Linked DNA regions of Homo sapiens: regions 2, 3, 4, 5 and 6 are each linked to region 1. The links are chromatin contacts, found by Hi-C or POLR2A ChIA-PET in ENCODE. All regions are on one chromosome and are shown on one strand. Each heading gives the region's core, a stretch centred on a gene start or an enhancer-like site at or near the end of the contact. The rest is flanking DNA. Distances are from core to core; before and after follow the strand shown. Region 1 holds the start of SEC63 (SEC63 protein translocation regulator). Region 2 overlaps AFG1L (AFG1 like ATPase). Region 3 holds the start of SOBP (sine oculis binding protein homolog). Region 4 has its middle 130 kb from the start of SCML4. Region 5 has its middle 150 kb from the start of SCML4. Region 6 overlaps SOBP (sine oculis binding protein homolog).

The links. A loop is a pair of places that touch in the nucleus more often than their neighbours do. ChIA-PET counts read pairs that join two places held with the same protein, here RNA polymerase II (POLR2A). Pooled maps may share reads with other maps.
Region 2: a pooled map shows a loop between it and region 1 (4-fold over the local background). The contact joins the enhancer-like site here to the promoter of SEC63 in region 1. A Hi-C loop is called at or near these places in 3 of 37 single-sample maps with no recorded cell type and 4 of 50 pooled maps.
Region 3: a map of sigmoid colon shows a loop between it and region 1 (6-fold over the local background). The contact joins the promoter of SOBP here to the promoter of SEC63 in region 1. A Hi-C loop is called at or near these places in 3 of 168 maps with a recorded cell type or tissue (chondrocyte, endothelial cell of umbilical vein and sigmoid colon) and 15 of 50 pooled maps.
Region 4: a loop to region 1 is called in a map of chondrocyte, with 3 times the contacts of the local background. The contact joins the enhancer-like site here to the promoter of SEC63 in region 1. A Hi-C loop is called at or near these places in 1 of 168 maps with a recorded cell type or tissue (chondrocyte) and 1 of 50 pooled maps. POLR2A ChIA-PET finds 5 or more read pairs at or near these places in 3 of 52 experiments (OCI-LY7, activated CD8-positive, alpha-beta memory T cell and activated naive CD4-positive, alpha-beta T cell).
Region 5: a loop to region 1 is called in a map of K562, with 4 times the contacts of the local background. The contact joins the enhancer-like site here to the promoter of SEC63 in region 1. A Hi-C loop is called at or near these places in 5 of 168 maps with a recorded cell type or tissue (CD8-positive, alpha-beta T cell, IMR-90, K562 and 2 more), 16 of 37 single-sample maps with no recorded cell type and 18 of 50 pooled maps.
Region 6: a pooled map shows a loop between it and region 1 (3-fold over the local background). The contact joins the enhancer-like site here to the promoter of SEC63 in region 1. A Hi-C loop is called at or near these places in 1 of 168 maps with a recorded cell type or tissue (CD8-positive, alpha-beta T cell), 12 of 37 single-sample maps with no recorded cell type and 10 of 50 pooled maps. POLR2A ChIA-PET finds 5 or more read pairs at or near these places in 1 of 52 experiments (activated T-cell).

What each region holds. Positions count from the first base shown.
Region 1 is chr6:107,956,823-107,959,798 of GRCh38, forward strand. It overlaps SEC63 (SEC63 protein translocation regulator), which reads right to left and starts at 1,386. Exons shown (of 21, transcript NM_007214.5): 1 at 1,064-1,386. The coding sequence starts at 1,187. RefSeq lists enhancers at 825-1,426, 2,029-2,629 and a silencer at 1,049-1,588.
Region 2 is chr6:108,347,260-108,350,104 of GRCh38, forward strand. All of the region lies in intron 3 of AFG1L (AFG1 like ATPase), which reads left to right. Among named protein-coding and RNA genes, the nearest start is that of AFG1L, 54 kb to the left of the region's middle. RefSeq lists an enhancer at 1,464-1,633. Within about 2 kb of position 1,537, at least 2 of the 41 ENCODE cell types and tissues checked have a DNase peak (open chromatin) inside an H3K27ac peak, as active enhancers do.
Region 3 is chr6:107,488,772-107,491,548 of GRCh38, forward strand. It overlaps SOBP (sine oculis binding protein homolog), which reads left to right and starts at 1,346. Exons shown (of 7, transcript NM_018013.4): 1 at 1,346-1,941. The coding sequence starts at 1,846. RefSeq lists silencers at 1,576-1,625, 1,666-1,725.
Region 4 is chr6:107,690,143-107,693,070 of GRCh38, forward strand. No RefSeq gene overlaps it. Among named protein-coding and RNA genes, the nearest start is that of SCML4, 130 kb to the right of the region's middle. Within about 2 kb of position 1,274, at least 5 of the 41 ENCODE cell types and tissues checked have a DNase peak (open chromatin) inside an H3K27ac peak, as active enhancers do.
Region 5 is chr6:107,669,625-107,672,483 of GRCh38, forward strand. No RefSeq gene overlaps it. Among named protein-coding and RNA genes, the nearest start is that of SCML4, 150 kb to the right of the region's middle. RefSeq lists an enhancer at 1,247-1,306. Within about 2 kb of position 1,332, at least 9 of the 41 ENCODE cell types and tissues checked have a DNase peak (open chromatin) inside an H3K27ac peak, as active enhancers do.
Region 6 is chr6:107,640,292-107,643,312 of GRCh38, forward strand. All of the region lies in intron 6 of SOBP (sine oculis binding protein homolog), which reads left to right. Among named protein-coding and RNA genes, the nearest start is that of SOBP, 150 kb to the left of the region's middle. Within about 2 kb of position 1,285, at least 9 of the 41 ENCODE cell types and tissues checked have a DNase peak (open chromatin) inside an H3K27ac peak, as active enhancers do.

The DNA of each region.
Region 1 (2,976 bases), core at 136-2,635:
TCCAAGTAGAGTATATAACCTGGACAACCTAGACCTCCAGCACACCCAATTGAAGAGAAGATATTTAAGCAAGTTAGCACAGCTCTTGTGCAATAGAAAGCTTTCCCTAAGTTGTTAATACTCAAAACCCACTCCTTACTGTTAACACTACCATAAATAACCCATTAGGCCCTCGCAGTTACATCAGCTTTAAGAATACCATCTGCCATATGTCCTAGTAGAGTGCAACAAATGGATGCAAACATTACCCAAACATCAAGTGAAATATGAAAAGAATCTGTTATTCTGTGCTTTAATTCGATGTTGTTTAATGTGAAAAGACTTAGAACCAAAAGTAAATCGACCCACTACCTCAAAATTCCCTACAAGATTAATTAAACGAGACTTAATCCTTCATACTTGCACTTTTTCCGTCACAAACAGGAAACTCCGAAGAAAAGGAAATAGAAAAAAGCCTATTTTTGCTAAGAGGAATAACGGCATTGCTTCCAACCCCCACAGTGAGTGAACAAATGAAAAAGCAACGGGAGGAAGTGACGGGGGTAGGCGGTGGAAAGCTCAATTGGAGTCCTAAGCATGCCACCCGGCTCAGAGATGCCCTAAAACATCTGTTAAGAGCAGCTGCAACAGGGAAACCGGAGTCGGGGGATGAGGGCCGCGAACTGGACGGACTGAGAGTTGTGCCCGCACGTTCAGTCTCTTCTTGGCCAACTCTTTGCTCACCTCCCAAGTCCCCATCCCGCTTCCTCCATAAAGAAAAATCCCCAATAAAAGCAAAGGCAGAGAAGACAAAGAGGCAGGAGGAGGCTGCAAGGAGCGTCCACAACAATGGAGAAGATGGAGCGAGCGAAACTCCTGAGGACAATGAAGGGAGGTGGAGAAGCGCCGAGGGAAACGCTGCTGACCCGGGCCCCGCCAGTGGCGGACGCTGGACACAGGCCGGGCCGCACCGTCCCTGTCATCCCGGACGCCGCGGGCTGGGGCCGGGCAAGCGGGCGCCGCAGGGCCTGGGGGCGCTGGCGGGGCCTGCGCGGGTTCGCGGGCAAAGGCCGGCGGGACTCACCGGCATTCTGATCTCGGGGCCAGAGGTAGTATGTCGCCGGGATCACGATGAGCCCCACGAAGGAGGTGAGGAAGTAGAAGAAGGTGTTCCCACTGTCATCGTACTGGAACTGCTGCCCGGCCATGGCACCCCCTCCTCCGCCTCGCTCTTCTCACCGCCGCCGCCACGACCACGCTCTGCACTCCCGCTCCCAACGCCCCGGCCCGAGTGGCGTAGCTTGGACACTGCCGCCGCCGCCTCTCCTCCCCGCCCCCACGCCACTCTCACGGACACGCCGCCGCCACCTCTGCCGCTGCCGCCGCCGTCGCCAGCTCTCGCGAGAGGAGATAGTTCCCGCCCCGCTCAGTTTTCCCTCCCCCTGCGTGTCCCCAGCGAGCTCGCTAAGGGAGACGTGGCGAGCGCAACGGTGGAACTCGGCGAGGTCTCGCCCTTAGCCCCGCCCTAACGTCAAAGCCCTCCCCCAACCCCTCCCCTAGGGTCCCGCCCCTAACCGCTCCGCCTTCCTCCACCGCTCAGTTTCCCAGCGCACCACGCCGGATTCCGGGCGTCGGCGTACAGGATCCCAGAGAAGGCTTCCCGCCGGAGCAGCGGTCGCGGGCGGTTCACCTGGCTGCGCAGGGGTCCCAGATATTCAGAGAAGAGCTGAGGCTCAGCCTGTCCTGCCCTCTGGATTAATTGCCCTGGTTGATCACGTTTCCTTGGGTTCTGGATCTGCTCCTCCAGCCCCCATATTTTGGAAACAAGTGTCATTTAGAATAGGGGGTGGGAGGCCGGGCACAGTGGCTCACGCCTGTAATCCCAGCACTTTGAGAGGCCGAGGCGGACGGATCATGAGATCAGGAGTTCGAGACCAGCCTGACCAACATGGTGAAACCCACTCTCTACTAAAAATACAAAAATTAGCCGGACGTGGTGGCGCGCGCCTCCATCTCAAAAAAAAAAAAAATTGGGGGATGGGGAGGTGTGGGTTGCGGGAGGTGTGGGTTGCAGTTGTGTTTTCAAAGCAATGTTTACTATCTGGCCGGGCGCAGTGGCTCATGCCTGTAATCCCAGTACTTTGGGAGACCGGGTGGATCATGAGGTCAGGAGTTCCAGACCAGCCTAACCAACATGGTGAAACCGCGTCTCTACTAAAAATACAAAAACTAGCCGGCTGTGGTGGCACGCGCCTGTAATCCCAGCTACTCAGGAGGCTGAGGCAGGAGAATCGCTTGAACCCGGGAGGCGGAGGTTGCAGTGAGACCGGATCGCTCTCCACTGGGCGACAGATTTGAATCTACGCTGTGCCCATCTTGCAGATGAAGATTTCCCCAAGCCGTTACAGATGGTTCCCTACCCATTCCAGAGCTGCTAATTATAACCACCAGCTTCAGGCGGTAGGCTGAGACCTTTATTGTTTTGTGTCATTTAGTCATCAGTAAACCCCATGGAATAAAGCAAAGTATGTCTGCTCTACAAATGAGAAAATTGAGGCCCAGAGAGACTGCCCAAGGTCCCTCACAGTAAAAGAATGTCTGAGGATTCAAACCCATATCATTTTGATGCCACAAAGCCAGTGTGCCCTTGACCCTCCATCGCCCAGGACCTTAAAATTTCCTGACAGTGACTGGCATTCTCCCTGCGGGTTGTGAACAGGAAACTGCATTTCAGGGATGGACGGTGGCGGGAGCAGTCGCTCTCGGGAGCCTCTCCTTCCCCTGGCTGTGGGACCCTAGAGGCTGGTGTCCGCTGAGCTGGAAACTGGACTTCTGCCCAGATCTTTGAACGACCCCACGGTCCAGCGGCAGCTGTGGCTGGGGTCTATCCCAGAGTCCATTGCCCCTCTCTGGGTTAAAAGGATAGCCCACCTGGTTGCAGAGATTGAAAGGACTAATTGTGAAAATGCTTTTCAAAGGAGAAAGTGTAATATGCAA
Region 2 (2,845 bases), core at 287-2,786, 390 kb after region 1:
ATGTTAGGGTGCAAACATTATTTAATGTATAAAGTAATTAATATCAGGGAAGGAAATCAACTACAGATAGGTTATTAGACAAATCAGGATTCCATGACTCATTAACTCAGCTTAATACTTTTTAAAAAAATAAGCTGTTCTTTTTTACTTTTAATTTCCATTAATATTTCTAGTCATAACCTAAGCCCTTGGATGAATAATTTAGTCGTTATTATCTTTAATGTAGTTGACAGTAGATACTCTTAATGCATAAGTGGTAACATTTCCTTGGTCTCCCAGTTCTAGACATTGGGCAGAAAGACTCACATATTGCTGGAAACTTTCTGAGTGGTCACTTCTTTCTAGGTTTTCCTAATCATGTAGTGTCTTGCTTATGAAGTCTTCCCTGACCTCATTCTTACTGAAATATTCTGTTTTGTGGTTTCTATTTTCTTCAAACAAATCCTTTTCTCTTAGTCTTAAACCTCTCCTTGGCCACCCTCAGCCACTGATATCATGAAGGAGTTTCTACTTGGCTTTTTTGCCTCCTTGCTTTCAATTATTTCTTTGATGTCTTTTTTAATTTTTTAATTTTAATTTTTTCTAATCCCTCAGTTTACTGTCAATCAATTATTTCTTCTACTGGCATACTCAAAACTCACATTCACATGTAACGAGGTCAGTTTTGGACCTAGACTAATATTCACACTCTAGGCTCCCCTATAGCCACAACACATTTGCGTTATGAGGGAGTGATGGCAGGGGATATTATCTTAGTAACATTTTTAGGAAAAGAAAAAAAAAGGGCATTGAATAAGTAGGTTTTGTTTTGTTTTTGTTTTTGTTTTTGTTTTTGTTTTGAGATGGAGTCTCTCTCTGTCACCCAGGCTGGTGCGGTGGCGCGATCTCGGCTCACTGCAAGCTCCGCCTCCCGGGTTCACGCCATTCTCCTGCCTCAGCCTCCCAAGTAGCTGGGACGACAGGTGTCTGCCACCATGCCCGGCTAATTTTTTGTATTTTTAGTAGAGACGGGGTTTCACCGTGTTAGCCAGGATGGCCTCGATCTCCTGACCTCGTGATCCGCTCTCCTCGGCCTTCCAAAGTGCTGGGATTACAGGCATGAGCCATGGCGCCCAGCCAAATAAGTAGTTTTAATGCCTTAAAGATTAAACTGTTCCTTTCTAAACTGTTCCTTCTTTTTCTAATTTGTTTACTGCTACCTTGCATTGAATGTCCGTTTTGTATTTCCAGATTTAGCTAATCTAATAAGAGAGAATAATTTAGTTCACAAAAGTGAACATTAGAGATTGCCCCTTAAAATTCTTCAGGTTCTTGAAATTACAGAAAAGAAGGTCAAACTATTCTTTTTCTTAGTTCATTGGCTAATTGGTACTTTTGAGACCAATGTATACTTACTTCTTATTTTGAAAGCAGTTATAACAGACACTTGATCAATTTTATGTTCCTGCACCTTTGGGCACCATTAATGATTCTCATCTTGTTGTCAGGTCTCATTCTTTGCCTCCTGAGAACATCTACTTCCAGTACCTTCACTTTCATATTAAGTCATCGCTAAAATCAACAACTTTGTTCCTCCTGTTACCTTAACCACCTGACCATAAATGGAGATGGTTAAAGAAGCATAACTGCTTCCACTTCTGTAAAAGCACTTTTTTTTTAAAAACCCTATGAATGTTGTTGGATTTTAGTTTAGAAAATACAGCCATATGGTAACTAATTGAAGGGAAGCATATTACAAGTTATTCATCTGAGTGTTTGAAAGCAATAGAAAAGATGTGATAGTATGGGATGTTCATATAGTTTGGGTAGGTGGCAACCTTTGTTTGGAAACATCCTTATAATATAGAGAGGGGAAGAGAAAGGAATTCTGAAATGGGAAGTGAGACGAACATTTTGGTGGCTATAATAAGTTTAGTTCAGACCACTTATAAAATATGTAATCGGCCAGGCATGGTGGCTCATACCTGTAATCCCAGCACTTTGGTAGGCCGAGGCGAGTGGATTGCCTAAGCCCAGGAGTTCAAGACCAGCCTGGGCAACATGGCAAAACCCTGTCTCCACAAAAAATACAAAAATTAGCCTGGTGTGGTGGCATGTGCCTATAGTCCCAATTACTCGAGAGGCTAAGGTGGGAGGATCACTTGAGCCTAGGAGGTCAAGGCTGCAGTGAGCCATGATTATGCCACTGCACTCCAGTCTGGGCAACAGAGTGAGACCCCCATCTCAAAAATGAAATAAAATAGGTAATAAAAGATCAAGTTTTCATTTGAGGGGCTCTCTGTATGGGAGAGTAGCCTCAAAATGCCACCATAAGCTCTTATTCTTTATTCTTTTCCTTTGTTGGACTTGGGAAACAGGTATTAAATTTTAACAAGGCTGGGCATGGTGGCTCATGCCTGTAATCTCAGCACTTTGGGAGGCTGAGGCAGGATGATTGCTTAAGACCAGGAGTTTGAGACTAGCCTGGACAACTAGGTGAGACCCCATCTCTACAAAAAAATTAAAAAATTAGCTGAGCATGGTGGTGTGTGCCTGTGGTTCCAGCTACTCAGTAGGATGAGGTGGGAGGATCACTTGAGCCTGGGAGATCAAGGTTGCAGTGAGTTGAGATTGCACCACTGCACTCCAGCCTGGGCTACAGAGTGAGGCCCTATCTTAAAAATAAATAAATAAGTAAATTGGGCTAGGTGCGGTGGCCCACGCCTATAATGCCAGCAACTTTGGGGGGCTGAGGGGGGCGGGTCATTGAGGTCAGGATTTCAGACCAGCCTGGCCAAAATGGTGAAACCCCGCCTCTACTAAAAGTACAAAAATTAGCCGGGTGTGGTGGTGGGTGCCTGTAGTC
Region 3 (2,777 bases), core at 96-2,595, 470 kb before region 1:
TCCACCACTGTCATAACGAACACTCCACAGTAACATGCAGTGGAACAATGGACACCCCCATATCGCATTGTGTCAGGTAATTATGAAGTGTCGAGGCGCGGGAAGGAGAAGCCGGGAACGTCAATGTGTCCTCTGCAACGTGTGGGAGCGCTCAGAGCCGCGCGTATCACAGAAACATCATCCAGTCGTCACCCCCAATGCCTCAACCCAGGGACAGGGACAGACTCAATCAGACCTCGGCCCCAGGCGTGGCAGGAGAGGGCCAAAGAGGGGACTTGTGAGCGCAGAGGGAGCGAGCACCGCTCCATGGAGGGCAGGCGCTAGCTGGGAAGTCGGGAGGAGAAAGTGCAACCAGGCGGGGAGGGGAGGATCCCACCGGGGCGTGGCGAGGGCGTTCGGGGTCCGGGTGAGCGGGACCCTACGCGGGACCGTGCGCTCCCAGAAGCTCCCACTCAGCCCAACCTTTTGGGCGAAACCCAGGACACCCAGATAAGGGTGCAGGCGGGGTCACGCGTAAAGCTGTTACTTTGAAGCAGGGCATAAGTGAGAGAGAGATAAAGAGAGAAGGAACAAGGGGAAAAAGAAATGAAGGGGCTGAAGGCCGAGATGTCCTACTTCTAAGTAGTTCTTTGAGAGGCAAAAGCTTCATTGCCATTGCAGTCCGAGGCAGCGCCGCGTGGAGGACCGGCCGGGCGGGGCGCGGGGACCTCTCCAAGGGGTCTCCAGCCTCCGCGCACTCTGCGGTGGCCCCCGGAGGGGGAAACTATTCTGGCAGCTCAGTGGGGGGAAGCTCGTCCGGGCTGTGGTTTCCTTTCCCCGAGACCCCAGCGTTGCACCCCCGAGGCGGCAGGCTCAGTCAACCCTCCCCGGGGGACGGCGGCCCTCTAGCCAGGCGACCTCAGGTCTCGCGACCTCCCGCCGCCCAACCTTCTCCTTTCACCCCCATTCATTTTTCCTCAGCGGCTCCTAGGACGGGCTCAAAAACCAACTCCACACGCAACCCAGCCCACCTCGCGGAGCTGAGAAGCAGGGCTGGGTTCCGAGCGGGCGCCGGCGCCCCTGGCGTGTGGCGGGGAGGTGGCGGCCGCGGGGGGCGCCGCGAGCCGCCCGTGCCCGCCGCGGATGAACAGGCGGCTGCGAGCAGCCCCCGGAGCCGCGCAGCATCCGCGTATCCAGTGACGGTGGAAGCCACGCCCGCTCGAGAGCCGGGGGGCTGTCCTCGCCCCCCCCACCTTTCCCCTCCCTCCGACCCCCTCCCGGCCGCGCTCCCTCCCCTCCTCCCGCGCCGGCCCCCGGCCCGCCCCCGGCTCGGCTCGCGGGAGGCGCTGGGCGCCGGGGCTGGCGCGCTCTCCCGGGCTCACACACAGCCGCGCACGCACGCCCGGGGCCGCTCTCCGCGCCGGCCCTTGCTCCCCGCGCCCATGCGGACGGACCGAGCGACGGAAGATGGCTGACGACTCCACGGGGCCCCGAGGATGCGGCCCGGCGGCGGCGGCGGCGGGAGCGGCAGCGGCAGCGAGGGCGGCAGGGGCAGCGGCAGCAGCGGCGGCGTTGGCTGCGGCGGCGGCGGCGGCGGCAGCAGGAGCCGGAGCGACGGCGGCGGCATCCCCGAGACTCTCCGCACTATCCTTACCCGTGACAGCCACTGACGTCCTCCGCCGCTAGAAGAGACCCCGCTTCTCGGCGCCTGCCCTCCCCCTCGCGGCTCGGTCCGGCCCCGCCAGCACCGCTACCTCCGCCAGCCTCGCCACCATCAGCACCACCTCCACCGCCGCCGCCGCCGCCACCACCACCGCCGGCGGCGGCAGCAGCCATTTCATCTCCACAGAAACCAGACACAAAAACATGGCAGAAATGGAGAAAGAAGGGAGACCTCCCGAAAATAAACGGAGCAGGAAGCCGGCTCACCCAGTGAAAAGGGAGATCAATGAGGAGATGAAGGTATTTTTTGATCTCGGGGGCCAGGGAGACTGAGCTCTTTCTTGCGCCCGCTCCCCGTGGGCCGTGGTATGGATCTGGGGGGTACCGGGGCGCGCTTGTCAGTTTCTGTAGGATGCCCAGAACGGCTCCGCTCCTCCTCCAGGTGTAAAGCAGAGGCCAACTCGAGGGCTGCATCCCCGAAATTGTTGCCAACCTCAGATTTGATGAGGGGGGACCACATACTATTTAACCTTACGAATCCCAGGTTGGCACGGACGCGTTTCAGGGCGAGGGCACCGGGGACTCGAGCGGCGTTGGGCAGGGGAAGAGGCTTTCCCAGTGGACGGTGCAGTTTCTCCCCCCTTTTTGAGAATCATCCTCAGGGTCCCTCCAAAGTTAGGAGCCTCCTGGCCGGGGCACCCCGGAGAGAGCTCTATTCCACCCCTCTCCCCCAGCTCACCCTCCTGCTCCTCAATCCCGCTTCCCCCCAACCAACCAGCTGCGACGGCGTGAAGAGCCCGTCAGTGCCCGGCGAGCTGCGGCCCGAGAGGCGCGGGTCTGGGCACGGTCCTGACCGCTCTCCTCGCCCGCCCCCGCCCGCACCTCACCACTGGCAGCCTCCGCCTCCCGCTCGCCTCTGCCTGCCTCACTTCCCAGCCAAGCAGACCCCGGCCAGCCCCGCTGGAGGACAGCTGTCTGAGGGGCGGCCTTTGCAGGGCGCCTGTCCATTGTTCGCTAAGGCCGGCCCGGAGTCCTCTCGGCGAGGCTGGGCTCCCCGCCAGGCCAGCGGTGCACCAGAGGTGGAGAGCGCAGCAGCCTGGCGCTCCAGCTGTTCGCGTTAGAGCAATTGCACAAGA
Region 4 (2,928 bases), core at 24-2,523, 270 kb before region 1:
GAGAGGACACCGCCCAGCTGCATAATCAAACATTAGAAGCCCAAATGAGAAATCACAGCTTGGAATGAGGTCCAGAGCCTTGACCAGCTTTTCAAGTCGTAAATCATATTCTTTCTCCAAAAAGGGCAGGTCATGAGGACCTCCAGGCACCTCAACATGAGCTGTTGCAAACAGCAATGGTAGTGTGAGCTACGGGGTAGAAAGCCAGTGCACAACCCATCGGGCTCAAAGCTCCCCACCCGCGGGAGAGATTCTTTGTCATCAAATGGGTTAATGGAACCCCGGAGCCCTTTGTCCCGGCCCTTCCCCGAAGCCCTGGCCTCCCCGCTAGCTTCTACACCAGCACGATGCAGACAAAGGCCCACTTGGGATTTTCAGAGCTTTTACTGGATGCCTCTTTAAAGTGTCTAATTTTAATGAAGAAATCTTTCATCTGCCATCCTGTTTCCAGGAGACAGGTTTGGAAGGAATTTTCACAAGTCACTAAGGCCCCTTGGAAATGTGTTTTTTGGTGGAAAACGTAAGGCTGTAAGACATGCACAGAGATGTTCTCACTGGGGGCGGGAGTGGAGGAGGCAAGAGGAGGAAATAAAACACCAAGAAAAAAACGCTTCAAGAGCCAAGTGGAGGAAGGATGCAGAGGTGCAACCGAAAGGGGAAAAGTGTTTGACTGGGAATATATAAAGAATAAGTCAGCCAGAAAACACAGAGTCTCTCCCTGGGGAAATTATATGCAGCTCTAAAAAATGCTACGGACTGGAGAATGCATGGGAGGGGTGGGGTGAGGGGAGAGAAAGGGCGGGAAGGAAAATGTCATCAACAACTGGAATGAGGTAGAGACAGTACATGCACACAGAAAACATGCCAGAAAAAAAAAAAGACAAAACCCTCAAGTTCCTCCCCTCTGCAGCTTTCTGAGCCAAAAAGAAAAAATAAAGGCAACAACTGCTGAACTGGAGAGACGATGGAGATGGAAGAGCAGGTCTGCAGGGTCACGCAGCTGCGAGTGCAGGGGATGTGCTCACACACAGCCCCGCCCCTCTGGAGGTGATGCCGTCTAGAAAGCCTCCCTTGCATACCCTCCTGGTTCCCAGAGGCCTTTGTCCAAGAACCTCCTCTCCTGTATTTTTCACCAAGGGAGCAGCTTCCCTTGCCCCTCCCCCCTCCCCGCCTCCACCGACAGCAAGGAGCTCCCACAGCACTTCCTGTCAGCTGCAAGACACTCTCACCATTATGCCACATGGGACAATGGTGCCATCTTGGTTGGGAGGTCAAGGCTGACGCCAATGAGTTCAGCACAACCTGAGACTTCTCGGAGGTTCCTGGGCCCCACGGGGAAAGGGATATGTGGATATGCATAAACTCACACAGAAGAAATTTGGCCACTGATGCTATGGAATTCAAACTCAAGCATGAGTCAAGGGGTGGAAAAGGGAGGGGTGAGAGAGTGGGGAGACAGAATTCATAGACTATTCCGTGCTGAAGTGGCAAGTGAGAGTCACAGGGGTTAATGGAGATGGTTTTGTTAACAGAGAAGGGCCCTCCCCCCATCACTAAATCACTGGACAAGGCTGATGAGCAGAGCCACCTGCGGTTGGCAGTACTTGAGTTAGGCTTTTACAAGCCTGTGAATTTACTCTTGGTGGCCATGACAGGGTGTCTTCTGCAGCTGATGATGAAAAAAGGTGTGTTTTCCTACCTCTTTAGGATACACAGTCCAAACCAGCACCAAATAATGGAGGAGTTTGGCAGGGGGGCAGGTTTACATGACTTTGAAATTTCTGAATAAAAATATCATCCTGAATTACACACAAAAGACATATTCCATGTGCTTCTGTTTACCCTGTTTCTGCTAACGAGATATTACTTATAAATGTAAAATGTTAAGGATGTTGTCTTCAGCCTGGAGAGAAAGAACGTGTAATTTGCAGCTTTTGCTCAGAGTGATAACCTTATTAAGTAACGGGATTCGCTGATTAACTGCTGCTAACAAAACATTGTTGCCAAACCTGATAGTCTGAAACCGGCAACAGAGCTACTGTCAGAACCACTTCTCCATCCCACCAACCCTGTGGGGATTTTACAGAGATATTTCTCATTTAAATAACCTTCACCTTTCAGTATTTTTTATTGCTTCCACTAATAGGCTAACAATAAGTTAGGAGCCACTCCTAGATGGATGTCGAATCAACCTTGGTGAAGAGTTCAAGGAGAAAAGCAATTCTACTTAAAAAATGATTTTTTAATGAAAGGGGTAATGGGAAACTGTGTGAGTTCATTGAGCACTAGAATGAATGGAAGTTCTTAGTCAGAGATCAGAAGGCAGGATCCGGCCATGCTCAACATATGTGATGGCACTTTAAATTTCTAGAATGGAGCAATATCTCTTTCACAGTGATTCACATAGTATGTGGGAAATTTTCTTTTCCCGTAACTTGCCTAAGAAAATCAACTCCATTCCGGTCTTAAGAAATACTTTACTACTTAGATAATCAGGAGAGAGACCCCTGAGGTAGATCATCTTGGTCTTAGCTATATATCTCCTGTAATTCCTCTCTTCCCCACAGAGCCCCAGTGAGTCCCACCAGCTCAGGACTCTCAAGGTCATGAGTCTAGTCATAAACGGCCTGTTCTGCAGCTAAGTCATAGACCCAGGGGCTATCAGAGCAGGCCAGGGTGGGGCTGCGGAACATGGACCTTGTCTAGTCCAACTCCCTGGGGTCTGGAAAGGTGAACTGACTTGCCCAAAGCCCTCATCTTGTCAGTGGGAAAGCCAGGATTAAATCTGGGCTTGTGGCTTCCGGTCCAGTCTGTCTTCTGGCTTGTGAGAAACAGGGAGTGAGGGGGGCAGTGCGCGTGCATAGGCACATTCCCATGTGCACACACCTGTACATCAGCTTTGAGCCTCATGCTGATCCCGTCTCTTCA
Region 5 (2,859 bases), core at 82-2,581, 290 kb before region 1:
CTTAGGAGCTGCAGCTCCCATGAAGTCTTCCTATGTTTGTTCCTTCAGCCTCAGGGTTTTCTCACTGTCCCCTGCCCAGCTTCTCAGCTCTCCATCACTGTGGACCCCCTTCCCTTCCTTGCGCTCCCCTGGCTGCAAGGGCCTAAGGTGCTCTCTGTTTTCCTGGCTGGGCCTTGGCCGATAGAGTATGTGAACATGTAAACGTGTCGCACACCAAGACAGAGACAGAACCCCCGAAGACCCCAGTCCATAAAGCAGAAGGAAGGACGGTGCAGCTCACCTCGTGTTTCCCACCCTGAGCATCACAACCTGGAGCTTAACCGTAGGTCAGGTGATCTATCTGAAACCATTCCCCAAGGGGTTCTTCAGCTTGGGCCTTTAGACAAACAGAAAAATGGAATAGCAACTATGTATGTTTTTTTTTAATCATATATTAGTTTCATTAAAAATATGGATAAAAAATATGCAGTGGGCTTCTGGTATGCCTTCCATTTATTCTTTGCTTTAAAAAAAAAAGAGAGATGGGGGTTCTCACTTTGTCACCTAGGTTGGAGTGCAGTGGCATGATAATAGCTCACTGCAATCTCAAACTCCCGGGCTCAAGCGATTCTCCTGCTTCAGCCTCCTGAGTAGCTGGGACTACAGGCCTGTGCCACCATACCTGACTAATTTAGAAAAACCTTTTTTGGTTGGGCGCGGTGGCTCATGTCTGTAATCCCAGCACTTTGGGGAGGCTGAGGCAGGTAGATCAACCTGAGGCCAGGAGTTCGAGACCAGCTTGGCTAACATGGTGAAACCCCGTCTCTACTAAAAATACAAAAAATTAGCTGGGTGTGGTGGTATATGCCTGTAATCCCAGCTATTCAGGAGGCTGAAGCATGAGAATTGCTTGAGCCTGGGAGGCAGAGGTTGCAGTGAGCCAAGAGTGTGCCACTGCACTGCAGCCTGGGTGACAGAGCAAAACTCTGTCTCGAAAAAACAAAAAACACCATTTTTTTTTTTTAAGGAAAGGGTCTCAGGCTGCCCAGGCTGCACTCCTTGCTATGGAACTATAGGCAATGTCTCGTGTGTCTGGACTCTCCTTCTAGGTTCTGCTGACCTTGTCTGTGTCTCCTGTTATTCCTGTTCCATACCAAGTAGCATTTTCTTGGGTTTTTGTTTTTTTTTTTTGTACCTATTCCCTGTTTCAGTGCATGTACAGGAAGAGTTGTCTCATCAGGTGCCACTAAGGAAAACTTTCTCCATCAAGCTGCCTGCTGTGCACGTTGCCTGGGCTTTGCCTACCCCTGGTGCTGCATCTGCCTGTGTTCTGTCTTCTGGTTCTGCTGTGCTGTGGGGGAGGGGACGCTTGTACTCCTCTCCTTTTGGCAGGAAGAGTCACTTCCACATTGAGGTCAGAATTGAAAATGGATTTCCCCGTTGGGCAGAGGGATGGAGGCCTGCACTTCCTGTGTAGTGTAATTAATCGCTGCCCCTTCCCTGCCTGCAGCCGTCCAGGCTCAGGGCCGGCCCTGATTAACCATTTCCTGCCCAACGTTGTGAAGGCTACGAAAGACCTGTGTGAGCTTTCGCATCCTTCCTTCCTACAAGTTCGCTATTAATCTCTTGTAGGCCATCCCTCAGGTTAGGGAGCTCTCTGTGCTGGGCTCGTTTCTGCTGTGTGGGGAGAACTCAGTGCCCAAGAGGCTCCATGGAGCAGAAAAGCCTGAGTCCAGAGGAAGAGGGGCAGGAGCTGAGGAAGCGAGGACGGCAGGGCCCTGCTTACGGAGCAAATTTAGTCCATCTTTCTCACTCCCTTCCCATGCCCATGGCTATGTCATCTCAAATGGACAGGGCTCAAAAGAAGGCTTCTCTTCGCCCTTCTAGCTGCCTGATTTTCATGTCATCTGAAGGTACAGTGAGTAAAGAACATGACCTCAGAGATGACATTTGGAAGCCTTTAGGTTGGTTTGAATTCCTGCAACTTCGGAGCCGTCCCTTTCTCACATGTGCATAAGCCATGACATTTGAGAGCTGGAAAGGACAGGATTGTTCGTATTGTTCAATGCCCTCATTTTTGCACATGTGGGAAGTGAGGTATAGAGAAAGGCGGAGTGACTTGTCTAGTGGCAGTTAGCTCGTGAGTAGCAGGATCAAGATGGGAACCCGGGTCTTCATGAACTCTCCGAATGCTTCTTTCAGCAGTTACTTTGGAATTAGAACCGATTAAAGTGTTTGCTGCCTTGATGTGGGGTGTGAGTTGTGTTCCACAGACACAGAGCTCGGTGGATTAATGGTGTGCTGGAACGTGTTTAACTGTGGGCTCTCTGAGGGGAAAAAGCGTGATTATCCATAAGTACGTAAGTTTATTATACATTTTGCTGTTATGAAAGATGTGGAACATGCAATTTATAATAACGATAAAATATATAACACTCTTTGTTATAAATTCCATAGAACCAATAGATTCTCACAGCATGGTCTTGTTGATTTTTGTTGAATTCTTGTAACTACCTGGTTGCAATTGCTGAATGAGTGTAGTTCTGATATAAATGTTGAATGATATTTTCTTGTATGTTAATGTATTAGACAAAAGTGAAACCACGAAGACATAGGTTGAAACCTCACTCATTCATCAACGACATGAGTGACTTCTTTTCTAAATCAAATACTGGGAGAATATTTCCTCAAATTTTCATGTTATTCACAATGTAACAGCCACAGACACAGACGTGGCACTCTTTTGAGTTTAATCTTCATTATGAACATTCCCCATCACTTTAAGTCTAGACAAGCAACAAAACAATAAATCAAGACCTGATTCCCAGCACTTGCCAATTTACATCCATGGTGTAAATATTCTCACCATGACAGATTTCA
Region 6 (3,021 bases), core at 35-2,534, 320 kb before region 1:
GAAAACTGAGAGTGACAAAAGGAAATCAGTATGAATGGGATGTGCTCGGATCCTGTGTCAGACTTGTGCTATCTAATGGTCCAGTACTTGACTATTGGGAATATTAATTGGTGACAGTCCCTAAGTTAAGGGTTAGCTTGTCTGTTGGGATGCAGTTGGCACATATAGTTCTAGGTAGAGGTACTTCAGAGAGCCAGAAAGAAGACACCAGGTCTGTGTCATGGACACATGTGAGTGGGAGGACCTGGGAGTGTGCTTCCTGTGATCATTTCAGACTTGTAGAGGAAAGTTTTCTGGAATGAATGGTGTCAAGATTGGCCTGAGATATGTCCCAATTCAATGCTGCTGGGACCATGTTAACCCTTATGACCAGGGACTTGGAGGGAAGGTTTTAATGTACAAGCATCCAACTTTTATATATGATGTCAATCAGGTTATGATGGAATATGAAATGACATCTGTGACTGGATATTTATTACTTTCAGATGTACCCATAACCTTCCATCTTCAGCAGGACTGGGACTAGAGTGAAGCAAAGGAAGGGCTTAGGGCAGAGACTTTGAGGAGGCACCCACTCAGGGTCATGCTAGTGCAGCACTGGTCCTGGCTCTGTCTCCAGATCCATATGGCAGCTCCCTAAAGCTGGTCTCCTGGCCCCCTGGACTCGTCCCTGGATGGCCTTCAGCAACTCCCCCTGAAATTTCATGGAAAGTTTTATGTGCCTATGCACAGAGGCATTTTCATGGGAGAAGACGTCCATAGATTTTGGCTCCAGAAAAAGTATGCTCTATATCTCTGAAGGATTATCTTACCTTATTATGGAGCAATATCTGAGTTGAAATTTTTCTTGTTTCTCTGAGGAAGCTGAATTAATGGAAAGTTTCTCTTAAAACTTAGAATATATTGTTTGGCAATTTCTGCTGTGGGCCTAATATTGCAGAATCAAAGTTGGAGCTACATCATGTAGCACTTGCCTCAATAAGATTGCCTTAGTGACACAATGCAAAAGGTTACAGACTTTTCTTCAAGTTACCATTTCCCACAAGGGCCTGTGATGAAAGAAGAAAAGAGAAGCAAGAAAAGAAATAAGCTAGATACTTCCCCAGCACTTGGACCTTCAAAATTTGTACGATACAGGGAGACACTGTTCTTCTGTGGAAAGATCTTCTACTCTGCCACTGAGGCCAAGAAAGCAGAATGGCCAGAGTCAGAGAGGTGGACAGGTCGGTGAACACCAGGGCATTGATGTGGCAGTGTCTGGGAGCGCTGCCAATGCTCCCTAGCTCCCCAGTATGCCTCTTTACTTGGAGAGACTGCACTTGGAAAGAGACGCGTTCGGCCAGCTATTAACCAGCCGTTGCCCAGGAGGGCACTGGAAATCAGTTCCCTGACTGGTTTCCAATGAGTCACTCCCTTGCCAGCCTAAGCTGCTGCCTGTGCACCATGTTCAATCATTTACACCTACCTTCATGCAGACAAGTGCTGCAGAGGGGCAGAGATGTCTGAGGACCAAAATACGCTGCACCGTGGAACACTTACCTCATGTTGTGGAACACTTACCCTCACCCGAACGCCCCGCCTTTTCCAGACTTTCCTGTCTAAGAGATCGTGCCAAAGGGACGGGGGTGGCCATGCTGTTTTCTCTTACCGTGTCCTGCACAACTTATTTTGTATCCTTCCGTTGCCGTTTTAAGTGCATAGCACTTTCTATGTGGATGGATGTTAAGGCAATGCATTCTGCATGTGTAAACTTTTTCTTAGGGCCTCAAAGGGCATAAACGAAATTCATTCAGAGAAAGAAAGAAATTAGCTTTAGAAAATAAACAATTTAGCACTGGCATCGTTTAACAGGGTCCCATTCTCAAGGAAATGGGGTAAATGCCATTTCAGACACCAGCTCTGAATACTAACTGCAGAGAGTTCTTCTCCAGATTTGTGGATTTCCACAGCACAGAAAAAAAAAATAGGGTGGGGTCAGGATTGGGAACATGAGACCATCAACAGGGAGGGGAAGTACACACACATGCACAAAACTTATTTCAAGGGTCATCGAAAAGATTCTAGTGAAAAATGACTGGAGCAAAAGAAAATGACAATAACAAAAACTTGGAATTATTCTCTAATGCTTTAAAATAGTCCCAAGTGTACTACATAGTTTAAAATTGGAAATCAGTCAAGTTACCTAACTCTGCCACTCCTTGGACTGAATTAATGATCATAAGCAAAAAATGCTTGTGCAATTGTACTGTGTGGTCCAGATGTACAGCCCTGAGTAGAGAGATGGGGGCAGAGCAGACCTGGCTTTCCAGGTAGCCAAGGGGTCAGGGCTGGGGCAAATCAAAGCTTCCAGTGCTCCCAGCCTCATTCCCATCCAGATATTTGGCTGCACCAGCACTAGTTGTCTCATCATTTTCCCCTCTGAACCTCTGGTTTGTTGTCTGTCTTTGATATAGTAAGCTGTGTTTTGTTTTGGGTAAAAAGGGAAGTAAGAATGTGACTGATAGTATTTAAAGAACAAAAGGGAGAAACGCTTCATGAATTCATTTGATATGGAACATTGACCTAACATCCAAAAAAATACAACTAAAAAGTAGATCTTTCCCTCATTTGCATGGCTTATTTCCCCAGATATGTTTTTGGTATTGAAAATGAATGGTATTCCCATACAACATGTGTCTCAATTTGTAATGATATCCTCCTTGCAGCTGGCTTAGTTCTGCAAGTGTTTCTAAAATGTTACTGTCTTAAATTTGAACCAACCTACAATAACAAATTATCTAGAAGCAAAGTGGCTAAACGGCATTTGGAGAGAGAAGGGGAAACCCTATATTTCATCCTTCAACTCTTGTTTTAGAAATTCAGACTGTAACGTGATCTTTTTCTAAAGAAATCTACACACACACACTTTAAAAACTGTGCAGCTTGGGTGTTGTGGGAGCAAGAATGATCAGGTTTAAGTTTCTCTGCAAAGCTCTGCATCCCATCAACAAGCTCTTTTGATATTTTAAACCCGTATTTAGA